Regions from separate parts of the Homo sapiens genome. Here region 2 is linked to region 1. Evidence: chromatin loops called from intact Hi-C (ENCODE). Cell type or tissue: PC-3. All regions are shown on one strand. Each heading gives the region's core, and the rest is flanking DNA. Links, peaks and the distances in the headings are about the cores only. Region 1 overlaps KANSL1 (KAT8 regulatory NSL complex subunit 1). Region 2 overlaps KANSL1 (KAT8 regulatory NSL complex subunit 1).

The links. A loop is a pair of places that touch in the nucleus more often than their neighbours do. Peaks named below come from ENCODE experiments on the same cell type or tissue, not always from the same donor. Only the 100,000 strongest peaks of a DNase experiment are listed, where the experiment ranks them.
Region 2: a loop joins it to region 1, with 2.6 times the contacts of the local background. A loop is called at or near these places in 19 of 110 quality-filtered maps.

The regions. Positions count from the first base shown.
Region 1 is chr17:46,176,795-46,182,170 of GRCh38, reverse strand. All of the region lies in intron 1 of KANSL1 (KAT8 regulatory NSL complex subunit 1), which reads left to right. Among named protein-coding and RNA genes, the nearest start is that of KANSL1, 14 kb to the left of the region's middle. In PC-3, for the core only: no CTCF peak of the experiment used is centred there; a DNase peak (open chromatin) is centred at 3,150; H3K27ac peaks cover 1,130 bases.
Region 2 is chr17:46,104,193-46,109,568 of GRCh38, reverse strand. All of the region lies in intron 2 of KANSL1 (KAT8 regulatory NSL complex subunit 1), which reads left to right. Among named protein-coding and RNA genes, the nearest start is that of KANSL1, 87 kb to the left of the region's middle. In PC-3, for the core only: no CTCF peak of the experiment used is centred there; no DNase peak of the experiment used is centred there; H3K4me3 peaks cover 604 bases; H3K27ac peaks cover 1,312 bases.

The DNA of each region.
Region 1 (5,376 bases), core at 171-5,170:
CTTCTCTAGTCCAGTCATTTAGGGCTTACAGCACTTACTATGTACCAAGCTCTCGATAAAGTTAGCACGCTAAAGAAGGGTGCTGTTAAGGAATTTTGCTTGTCTTGGAAATAGAATTAGTTAACAATTAGGGAAAATTCAGATAATTTGAACTGAATGACAGTGACTTTAAGTGCATTATACAATTCAAGCAGGAAGAAAGTGATATGAATTGGAAGAGTCTAAGAAGTTTTTGTGGAGATGCTATGTATTGAAAAATTAGTAAGTTTGGGGACAAAAAAAAAAAGTAGAAGAAGGACCTTCCAGGTAGAGGTAGCAACATAGGCAAAGATACGGAGTTGGGAATCTGTGGGGAGTTCTGGGTCCGTATCAATTGATGTGCTTGCCCTGACGTTAAGTTTCATCTTGAAGAATTTGAACTCATTAAAAAGGTGTGAGGGGCTGGGTGTGGTGGCTCATGCCTGTAATTCCAGCACTTTGGGAGGCCGAGGCGGGTCGATCACCTGAGGTCAGGAGTTCGAAACCAGCCTGGCCAACGTGGTGAAACCCCATCTCTACTAAAATTACAAAAAAATTAGCTGGCTGTGGTGGCAGGCACCGGTAATCCCAGCTGCTCGGGAGGTTGTGGTAGGAGAATCGTTTGAACCTGGGAGGCGGAGGTTGCAGTGAGCGGAGATCGCGCCATCGCACTCCAGCCTGGGGGACAAGAGCGAGACTTTGTCTCAAAAAAAAAAAAAGTGTGAGGAACTTGTTCAGAGTAGGAAAGTGAGATGATAAAAAGGTAAAGGATAGTTTGGGGCACTGAGGCACTAGTCAGGAAGCTGTTGTGATAATCTAGACAGGAGCTGATGAGGACCTGGGCTAGACTGATAGTGTTAGAAGTATAGAGAGGACATACCAAACCTGAAAAGCTTCGTGAGAAAAGAAGGATTTCGTCACAAAGGAGATGAAATTATGAAGGAAAAGAGAGCTTTCTTTCCATTCTTTATAAGCCATCATGTTTTTGTTTGTCATATATTTGGCCTTTTTGTTAGACTGGCCCCTTCACATTTCTGGATTTAAGCTTTGGTAGAGACTTTGACTATTATTTTCTGGTTGAAGTTCTCATTGCATCCTATCTGGATTATTGTGGTAGCTTTTTTATTGGTCTTTGCCATCTATAGATGCCTTTTTACTTACTTTCAATCCATCCTACCCAACTGATCTCTCTAAAGCACAGTCTGATGTTTCACTCCCATTTAAAAAGTGTTTAATGATACTCTGCTGTCATTATTTTATATATACATATACATATATATGTGTGTGTATATATATATGTATATACTTTTTATTTTTCAGAGACTCGATCTCGCTATGTTGACCAGGCTGGTCTCAAACTCCTGGCCTCAAGCAATCCTTTTGCCTTGGCCTCCCAGAGTGCTGGGATTACATGTCTGAGCCGCTGCACCTGGCCTCTGCTGTCTTTGTTTGTTTGTTTTTGTTTTTGAGACAGAGCCTCTCTTTGTCGCCCTGGCTGAAATGCAGTGGCTCAATCTTAGCTCATTGCAGCCTCTGCCTCCTGGGTTCAAGTGATTCTCATGCCTCAGCCTCCCTAGTAGCTGGGACTACAGGCACCTGCCATCATGCCCGGCTAAATTTTTTATTTTTATTTTTATTATTTATTTCTTTTTTTGAGATGGAGTCTCACTTTTGTCACCCAGGCTGGAGTGCAATGGTGCGATCTCGGCTCACTGCAACCTCTGCCGCTCAGGTTTCAGCGATTCTCCTACCACAGCTTCCCGAGCAGCTGGGATTACAGGTGCCCGCCACCACACCCAGCTGATTTTTTTGTATTTTTATTAGAGGCGGGTTTTCACCACGTTGGCCAGGCTGGTTTCAAACTCCTGACCTCAGGTGATCCACCCGCCTCAGCCTCCCAAAGTGCGGGGATTGCAGGCGTGAGCCACTGTGCCTGGCCCCTCTACTGTCTTTAAGTCTGAATTAAGGCTATTAAAGGCTGTCCGTTAAGGATCTGGCTTCAAACTGCCTTTCCACCTTCATTCTACTATTTCCTCTATTAAAATATGCTTTGTGTTTTAAGCAAATTGTTAATTTTTTTTTTTTTTTAAGATGGAGTCTCGCTCTTGTTACCCAAGCTGGAGTGCAGTGGCCCGATCTCAGCTCACTGCAACCTCTGCCTCCTGGGTTCAAGCAATTATCCTGTCTCAGTCTTCCAAGTAGCTGGGAGTACAGGTGCGCGCCTCCACACCCGGCTAATTTTTGGTAATTTTAGTAGAGATGGGGTTTCGCCATGTTGGCCAGGCTGGTCTCCTGATCTCAGGTGATCTACCCGCCTCAGCCTCCCAAAGTCCTGGGATTATAGGCATGAGTCACTGCGCCCGGCCCAAATTGTTCATTTCTTTTAACCTTCAGAATGTCGCCTTTTCCCACACAGCGTTGCCTTTTCTTATGCCATTTCCTCTCACTAGAATGCCACATTACCATTCTCTTGTCCTAGCCTTTTGCATAATGACATTTTAGCTAATTTTCAAGTCTCAGCTAAAATTGCGGCAACTTCATGGACACTTCCCTAATCATCCTTCCTGCTGTTTCTTTCCGTCCTTTGTGTAGAGAAATGAGGTAATGGTGAAGGAAGAGGTTAGTAGAAGCCACATTATGGGCAAACTTTTCTTCCCCATCTGATTTTTGCTTTTGCTTTCAGTGCAAGTGTGGTTGTAATACTTGTTGGCCACCTGGATGACCTATTCCTTCCCCTTTGTTCTCTGCAGCTAAATATTTTTGCAAGGTGGATGCTTCCAGGTTATTCTTGTGTATCTGGAGTCTTGTCTTGGAAATTGACTGGGAATAAATGAGGTTTTCATTTGTGGGTGTGGAGTTAGTTCTGACTTACAGTATTTGAAGCAGCTGGATACGTTTTGCTTTTGAAAGAGTATATATATGTGTGTGTATAATCTTTAGGATATGGTTCTCTGTTGGGAGGTGTGATGTTGAACCCCCCAGCTCCCATATTTGACATGTCTGGAGACATTTTTGATTGTCATAATTTTCAGAAGGGCACTACTAGCATCTAGTGGGTGGAAAACAGAGATGTTGCTAAACATGCTACTGCCAGGATAGCCCCCTGTGATAGATTACTCATCGTGAGATGTCAGTTAGTGGTTAGGTTGAGAAACTCTATCCTAGAAGTATATTTTTGCTTCCCAAGTGCCACTTGTGTTAGGTAGAAGTTTGTCCTTGGACCGATGGTGCAATTTAGAATAATAGAATTAACATAGGAAGGGACCCTAGAGGTCACATATTTGAACTTTATCCCAACTTGTATTTCTCACAATGATGTTTCTGCTTGATATTAATAGATGTAATGGAAAAAGGTGCTTGTTAAAAAAGTTTGGTAAAGGTAAACATTTGCATATTCAGTATGATGCAATACGTTGTGAGTCTCCATCTGGGAAGTTTTTCCGAAATGTATTTGCTTGCTGAGTGCATTTAACATCTTCCAGACCCTAAAATACTTCTTTGAAACTGAGAGAGAAACTATTGATTATCTAGCCCAACCTTTTATAGCTAAATGACCTTGAATAGGTAGCCTTTTCTTTTATCTGTACAAGCTTACTGCAGAATCTCAATTTGTGTGAGTGACAGCAGGTGTAGCAGCTCCATCTGTATTTGTCAGATTATAGTTTACTAACTGAATGAACTAAAAATTGGGATATTTGGGGCTTGAATTTTTATTCTGAATGTACAGTCTGACTTTATCCCCACCGGTAAATTAGAAATTATAATCTCAGCCCTAATTCTACTGCCCAGGTTGTTATGAGGATTAATCAGTTAATTATAGCTTTTAAGGCTTTGTATTCTTTGGAGAAAGATGATTTATCAGATAGGCTGTTGTGCTGTTTGTGTAGAACTGCTTCCTTTTTTTGTTTTTCGTTTTTTTTTCCTTTAGCCCTGAGCTTCTCTAAGAACTGCTTAAATTTGACAGTCTTTCCCTGCTTTACATTGTCAAAGATTGAAGCTTTTTGAATTTTGTAGGGGTCAAGTGGGATAGGAATCATTGTTTTGCTCTGTATATTAAATTTAAGAATGTTACTATGGGCCGGGCGTGGTGGCTCATGCCTGTAATCCCAGCACTTTGGGAGGCCAAGGTGGGCAGATCACGAGGTCAGGAGATGGAGACCATCCTGGCTAACATGGTGAAACCCTGTCTCTACTAAAAATACAAAAAACTAGCTGGGCGTGGTGGCGGACGCCTGTAGTTCCAGCTACTGGGGAGGCTGAGGCAGGAGAATGGCGTGAACCCGGGAGGTGGAGCTTGCAGTGAGCTTAGATCACGCCACTGCTCTCCAGCCTGGGTGACAGAGCGAGACTCCATCTCTTAAAAAAAAAAAAAGAATGTTACTGTGATTTTGTTTTACTTAGTTATTGGCTCTTTAAGAATTTCCATTGTTTTCTTTTTGTTTCTCTCCATTTTATTATAGAAGTAATACATGTTTATGGTGGAGACTTTACATAAGCCAAGAAACAAAAGACAAAAGAATCTTAACCAATGACTTTTTAAAGCAAAATTGAGATGATACTGTGTTTTGTTTTGTAACTTTTTTTCATTTAATAATGAAGCAAGCACTTTTCTATGTTAGTAAATATAGCTCTGCCACACTTAGGGTTGCACAGTATTCCATTGTATGGATATTTAATAATTTAACCGAGTTTTTGGCATTCAGTTTTCTTTTTATTATAAACAACATCATGAAATATTAAAAGTAAGTCTAGACATAACAGGGAAAAGATTAAAGTACTAAACTTAGGTGGTGGTTTATGGCAATTGTAGCTAATTGCAAACTAGGTGCATTAAAAAGCCATGGAAATTCATTCCTTCTATGTTTCCTTTTTGTTTCCAGTGTAATAAAAGTGCAAATAATACTGGGTGGTTGCTCCAGGTACGTGGCCAAGTAATTGAAAGTATCTTATTTCATCATCATAGCATCCTTGTCGGGAAGGCTCTGTTACTTGTAGATGAGGAGACTTAAAGAACAGAATAGTTAAGTAACCTACAGGAGGTGGAGCCAGGATGGGAACTGAGATTTGCTCACTTGAGTCAGTGCTCCTCTTACTTATGAATATCTTTGGGAGTAATGTTGAATCTTAGCATAGTATTTCGAGTCAATAAAGGTATGTCAAGTCAATAAATGGTATTTCTTTGGTATAGAAATCTCAAGATTTAGGAATTAGGAATGGGAATTTTTTCGGAAAAAGTGGTCACTTTTTCCTGTTCTCTGCACTCTCTCTCCTCCCCCACCCCCTTACTTAGATGATTGTTTTAGTAACTACACTATGCTGTGTATCCTATGGGGATATTGAGACCAAGGATAAAGTGCA
Region 2 (5,376 bases), core at 72-5,071, 73 kb after region 1:
CATTAAAAATTATTTCTTAAGGGTTTTTTTTTGGTGGGGGTGTGGTTTTTGAGGGAGGCAAATTTATATAATATATAATGATGAACATGACAGAATATTTTTCAATTTGATGTGGCAGAATCGAAATCTGCCAATAAAACTTAACTATCTTACACGTATCATATAATTCACGATTCTGTTAGTAAGTGGTTTGCAAAAGCATAGAAATTGAGATGTGAGAATTTTGTATTTTACCATGTGTAAAAGCGGAAACGTTTTTACTCTGGAACATCTATAGTACCCTCAGCAAGTTTCCATTCAAGTTGTGTATGGTTGGGATTAGACTGGGTGCAGTGGCTCACACCTGTAATCCCAACATTTTGGAAGGCTGAGGCAGGAGAATCACCTGAGCCTAGGAGTTTGAGACCAGCCTGGGCAACATCGTGAGGCTCCATTTCTATGAAAAAATAAAATTAGCTGGGCGTGGTGGTGCACATCTGAGGTCCCAGCTACTGCAGAGACTGAGGTGAGAGTGGTTGCTTGAGCTCAGGTGATTGAGGCTATAGTGAGCTATGATTGCATCACTGCCCTTCAGCCCGGGTGACAGTGCAAGATCCTATCTCCAAAAAAAGAAGAGCTCTCAAATATCTTGTTAGTAGTTTTCACTTTGTAATATAGCTTTATTTTCCCTGGTTTGTGTATACTTGGACTAAGAGTGTGGACTATAATTGCTTGACTCGCTTTCAGCATTAGAGGCCAGAGTTAGTTTTATGAGGAGGCCAGAGTTAGTTTTATGAGGTCTGTTGGCACCAGATGAGAAAAGGGGTTAGCTTCAGTCTGGAATTACTTTGGTTTTAATCTTTTGTAAGGAAAAGTTAGGATCATAGTTCCAGCCTGTTACCCTCATTCCCTCTCTCTTCCTGCTTCCTTCCTTCCCTTTGAACAAATATTTGAGTACCTGCCATTTGCTAGGCATTGTTCCAAGCACCCAGAGATATTATGGTGAACAAGACAAAAATCTCTGTTTTCCGGATATGATTCTAGTGGGGGAAACAGACAGTAAGAAAGATAGATAATTAAAAATAATTTTCATGAAGGTTCTATTAATAAAGCCAGGAAGCGGGAAAGAAAGGTGTGTAGGGGGTATTTGGAGAGGGGTTGCAATTTTATAGGACAGTTAAGGGAAAGCCTTAATAAAGTGTCATGTAAGGAAATGACCTGAAGAAAGTGAGGATATCTGCTTTAGGAATAGCAAATAAAAGGTCCTGTGGGTGACAGCTTGCCTAACATGTTCAGCAAACAGCAGTGACTGGAATGGAATGAGCCAGGAGGAGAACAGGAGATGAGGCCAGAGAGGTAGCAGGGATTGGGTGATAGAGGCTCTCTGTTTGAGGCCTTACAGGGTCGTTGTCAGGACTTGGGTTTTTAGAGATGGTAAACAACTAGGCTAGGTTTTGGGTAGAGGAGTGACATGATCGAACTTATCCTTTTATACAATATTAGGCTGGCTGCTATGTTCATGATAATATCCTGAAAGTGGTCAAGGGTGAGAGCTAGAAGCCCATTTAGAGGCTCTTGGACTCATCTAGAAAGATTCAACCAAAGTACTAACAATGAAGTGGCAAGAAGTGGCTGAATACTGGATATATTTGAAGACAGTGCCAATAAGATTTGCCAATTGAGTGTGTTTATGAGAGAGATAGAGGTGGTGGGGGGTTGAAATTAAGGATTACATGGAGGTTTTTGACCTGAACAGATCCATCTAGTTGAAGCAGGTTTGGGATGGCATATAGGAGTTGGGGAGGGGAAAGTATCAACTTCATTTTGATCATGTAAAGTTTGAGACACTTTTTAGACATTCAAATAGAAGTGTTGAGTAGGCAGGTAGAAACAGGAATCTGGAGTTGAGGGGAGCGATTTCAGCTCGAGGTAGGAATTTGGGAGTCAGAAACATAGTTGGATACTTAAAGCCATGAGTTTGGGTAAGATCACCTAGAAAGGAAGTATAGGAAAGAAGATTTAGTGATTTCGCATATGCAGTCTTACAAGGAATTCAAAAAGACAATAGAAAAGCCAGGTTAGTATGTCTTGAAAGAGAAGTGGAGAAAGTATTTGAAGGAGGGAGTACTCACCTTTGTTGGATACTGGTGATGGATCAAGGGTGGTAAGGACTGAAATGTGGAAATTGGATTTAGTACAGTGGAGGTCATTGGTGACCTTGACCAGCAGCTTTGGTGCAATAGTGGGTTGAAACCCTGTGTTAAAGAAACAGTGAGAAGAGACAAATTAGAATAATGAGTATTTGCCGTAAAAAGAAATAGAGAAATGGGGCAATAACGTTTCCTCTGGCTTCCTATTATTAGCAGACCTCCTGATCCATCCCCCTTGCTGTTGCTGCAGTGCTTCCCTGGTATTGAAGGAAATACTTCCCTTATATGGAGGCAGGGAATGAGCCTGTCTGAGATGCTCTTTGTTGCTCTCTTGGAAGCCAGGAAATGCCAAACTTGGGTTACCTTCTTTCGGTTGGATAGTGTTTATTAGATGCTTTTGTCACTGTGTTGTTCCTTTAGTCCTGGGGCCTTTAACTAGTTTGCCTTCCCTTTTCTATCTTTCAGAGTTTTCCTTTGATTGCCTCTTGTGTTATTTGCAGGATTTATAATTGTGCTTAGAACAGGGATGAGCTGGGAGAAAGAATAGAGTCTACACCACCTTGCCTGTACCAGGGTTTCTTCTATTTATTCACTTTTTTGTTTGTTTTGTTCCTTTTTACCACATTTATTTTTAAGAACTGGTAAGTTTATTAACAAATTAATTTTTGGTTCAACTCATTTTCTTGAAGATGGGTTCTGTTGCTAAACCTCAGTGTCTTTAAGGACTATTTCTGAAAATATGGTCTCAGCTGGGCGCATTGGCTCACACCTGTATTCCCAGCACTTTGGGAGACCGAGGTGGGTAGATCACCTGAGGTCAGGAGTTTGAGACCAGCCTGGCCAACATGGTGAAACCCCGTCTCTACTAAAAATACAAAAATTAGCCAGGTGTGGTGGTGGACGCCTGTAATCCCAGCTACTCGGGAGGCTGAGGCAGGAGAATTGCTTGAACCCGTGAGGCAGAGGTTGCAGTGAGCCGAGATCGCACCACTGTACTCCAGCCTGGGCGAAAGAGCGAGACTCCATCTCAAAAACAAAACAAAACAAAAAAAGTATGGTCTCATAGATATCTTACATAATAACTAAGAGGCTTTTTCTTCATAAAGGTACGTGAGACTTAACTCTCTCAGGCAATTCTTAGACTTACTAAAGTTGGAGCATTATTCCTGGAGATTGTGCGTTGGAACTTGTTTGATTTCTCAGTAGCTGACTGGGGGCTCAATGATAATAGCTAGCTAAGTGGTGGGGCCAGGATTTGGAACTCAGTGTTCACTGACTCCAGACACCATACTCTTTTCCAATAAACCGTATTTTCAAAGTGAGAAAGAAGATGTTTTTCTGTTGGATTTAGTATTAAAATTCTCTCATTCTTCTAGAGATAGCCGGAGGCAAGTTCTCCCTGTGGAATATGTGGGACTGGGGTAGTAGGGATGAAAGGGGGACCCTGCCTCAATACACTGTACTTTTCTGCTCCTTCACCCTTCTGGGGGGGTGTGTGTGTGTGTGTGTGTGTGTGTGTGTGTGTGTGTGTGTCAAGGCCTTGCTCTGTGTGTGTGTGTGTGTGTGTGTGTGTGAAGGTCTTGCTGTGCTGCCCAGGCTGGAGTACAGTGGCGCAGTCTCGACTCACTGCAGCCTTGACCTCCCAGGCTCAAGCGATCCTCCCTCCTCAGCCTACTGAGTAGCTGGGACCTTAGGCTTGCACCACCATTCCCGGCTAATTTTTGTATTTTTTTGTAGAGACATGGGGTTTCACCTGTTGCCCAGGCTGGTCTCGAAGTCCTGAGCTCGAGTGATCATTTTGGGGTTTTTTGTTTTTGTTTTTTTGAGACAGGGTTTCACTCTTGTCACCTGGTCTGGAGTGCAATGGCGTGATCTCACTCACTGCAGCGTCTGTCTCTAGGGTTCAAGTAATTCTTCTGCCTCAGCCTCCCAAGTAGCTGGAATTACAGGCACCCACCACATTCCCTACTAATTTTCGTATTTTTAGTAGAGACGGGGTTTCACCATGTTGGTCAGGCTGGTCTTGAACTCCTGACCTCAAGTCATCTGCCCGCCTCAGCCTCCCAAAGTGCTGGGATTACAGGCCTGAGCCACCATGCTCGGCCTCAAGCAATCTCTTTGAAAGAGAAATTAGTATCACATACAGAATTTGAACATTCTAACCTCAGTTTAACTTTTGAAAGGAAGAAAAGTAGACAGAAAATTAATTCACTCTGGAGGAGCTGCTCTGGAATGGCAGTACTTTGAATAACTGAGAGCCTTTCACTATTTGTCATTTGCTTTATTCTTGAAACATAACAGTCTTATTCTCTAAAGAAGACACAGTAGGCCATGTGCGGTTGCTCACGCCTGTAATTCCAGCACTTTGGGAAGCCGAGGTGGGTGGATCACCTGAGGTCAGGAGTTTGAGACCAGCCTGTCCAAGTGAAACCTTGTTTCTACTAAAAATACAAAAAATTAGCGAGGCGTGGTGACGGGCACCTGTAATCCCAGCTACTTGGGAGGCTGAGGCAGGAGATTCGCTTGAACCTGGGAAGCAGAGGTTGCAGTGAGCCGAGATCGCACCATTGCACTCCAGCCTAGGCGATAAGAACAAAACTTTGTCTAAAAAAAAAAGAAAAAAGACACAGTAAGTAGCCTAGTATTTTGCTCAAAATCTTCATGCTCAAATTCCATGTTCAGTCCTACAGCCAGTCAAGAACTGTAAGCCATTTCCATACTTCTTTGTCATGCCATTTTTTCCTCCATTAGAATACTTCAGTTAAGTGTTTTTAAAATATAAACATTTGAGAATTAAACAGGATAAGGCATCAGCTAAAACTCTCTCATATTGTTTATATTTTTTGCAAATTTACTTGTAAACTACATGTGCACAGACATCATTAAAAATTGTCTTACAGTTAAAACACATGGTAGTTCCCATAAGGAGGCATGGATAATCTAGTTGGAGACCAGTTATATATATGACATGACTTGGAAATAATAGCACATACAAATAACAAAATAAGAGGATCCAACTAAGCTTGAAGAGGACAAAGAGTGAATTGTGAGGTACGATGCACAAGGAAAAACTTTCCTGGAGAGACGTGGGTTTTAGTGTTAGAAGATGCTTCTGGGTATTTTCTGGTTGGAAATTTGCATAGGGTATGACAAACAATTACATTTCTTTTATTGTGCTAGGCAGAGTATATAATATGTATATGTTTACCATGTTTGATGAAAAATCTGACTGACGGGTATTGAAAGG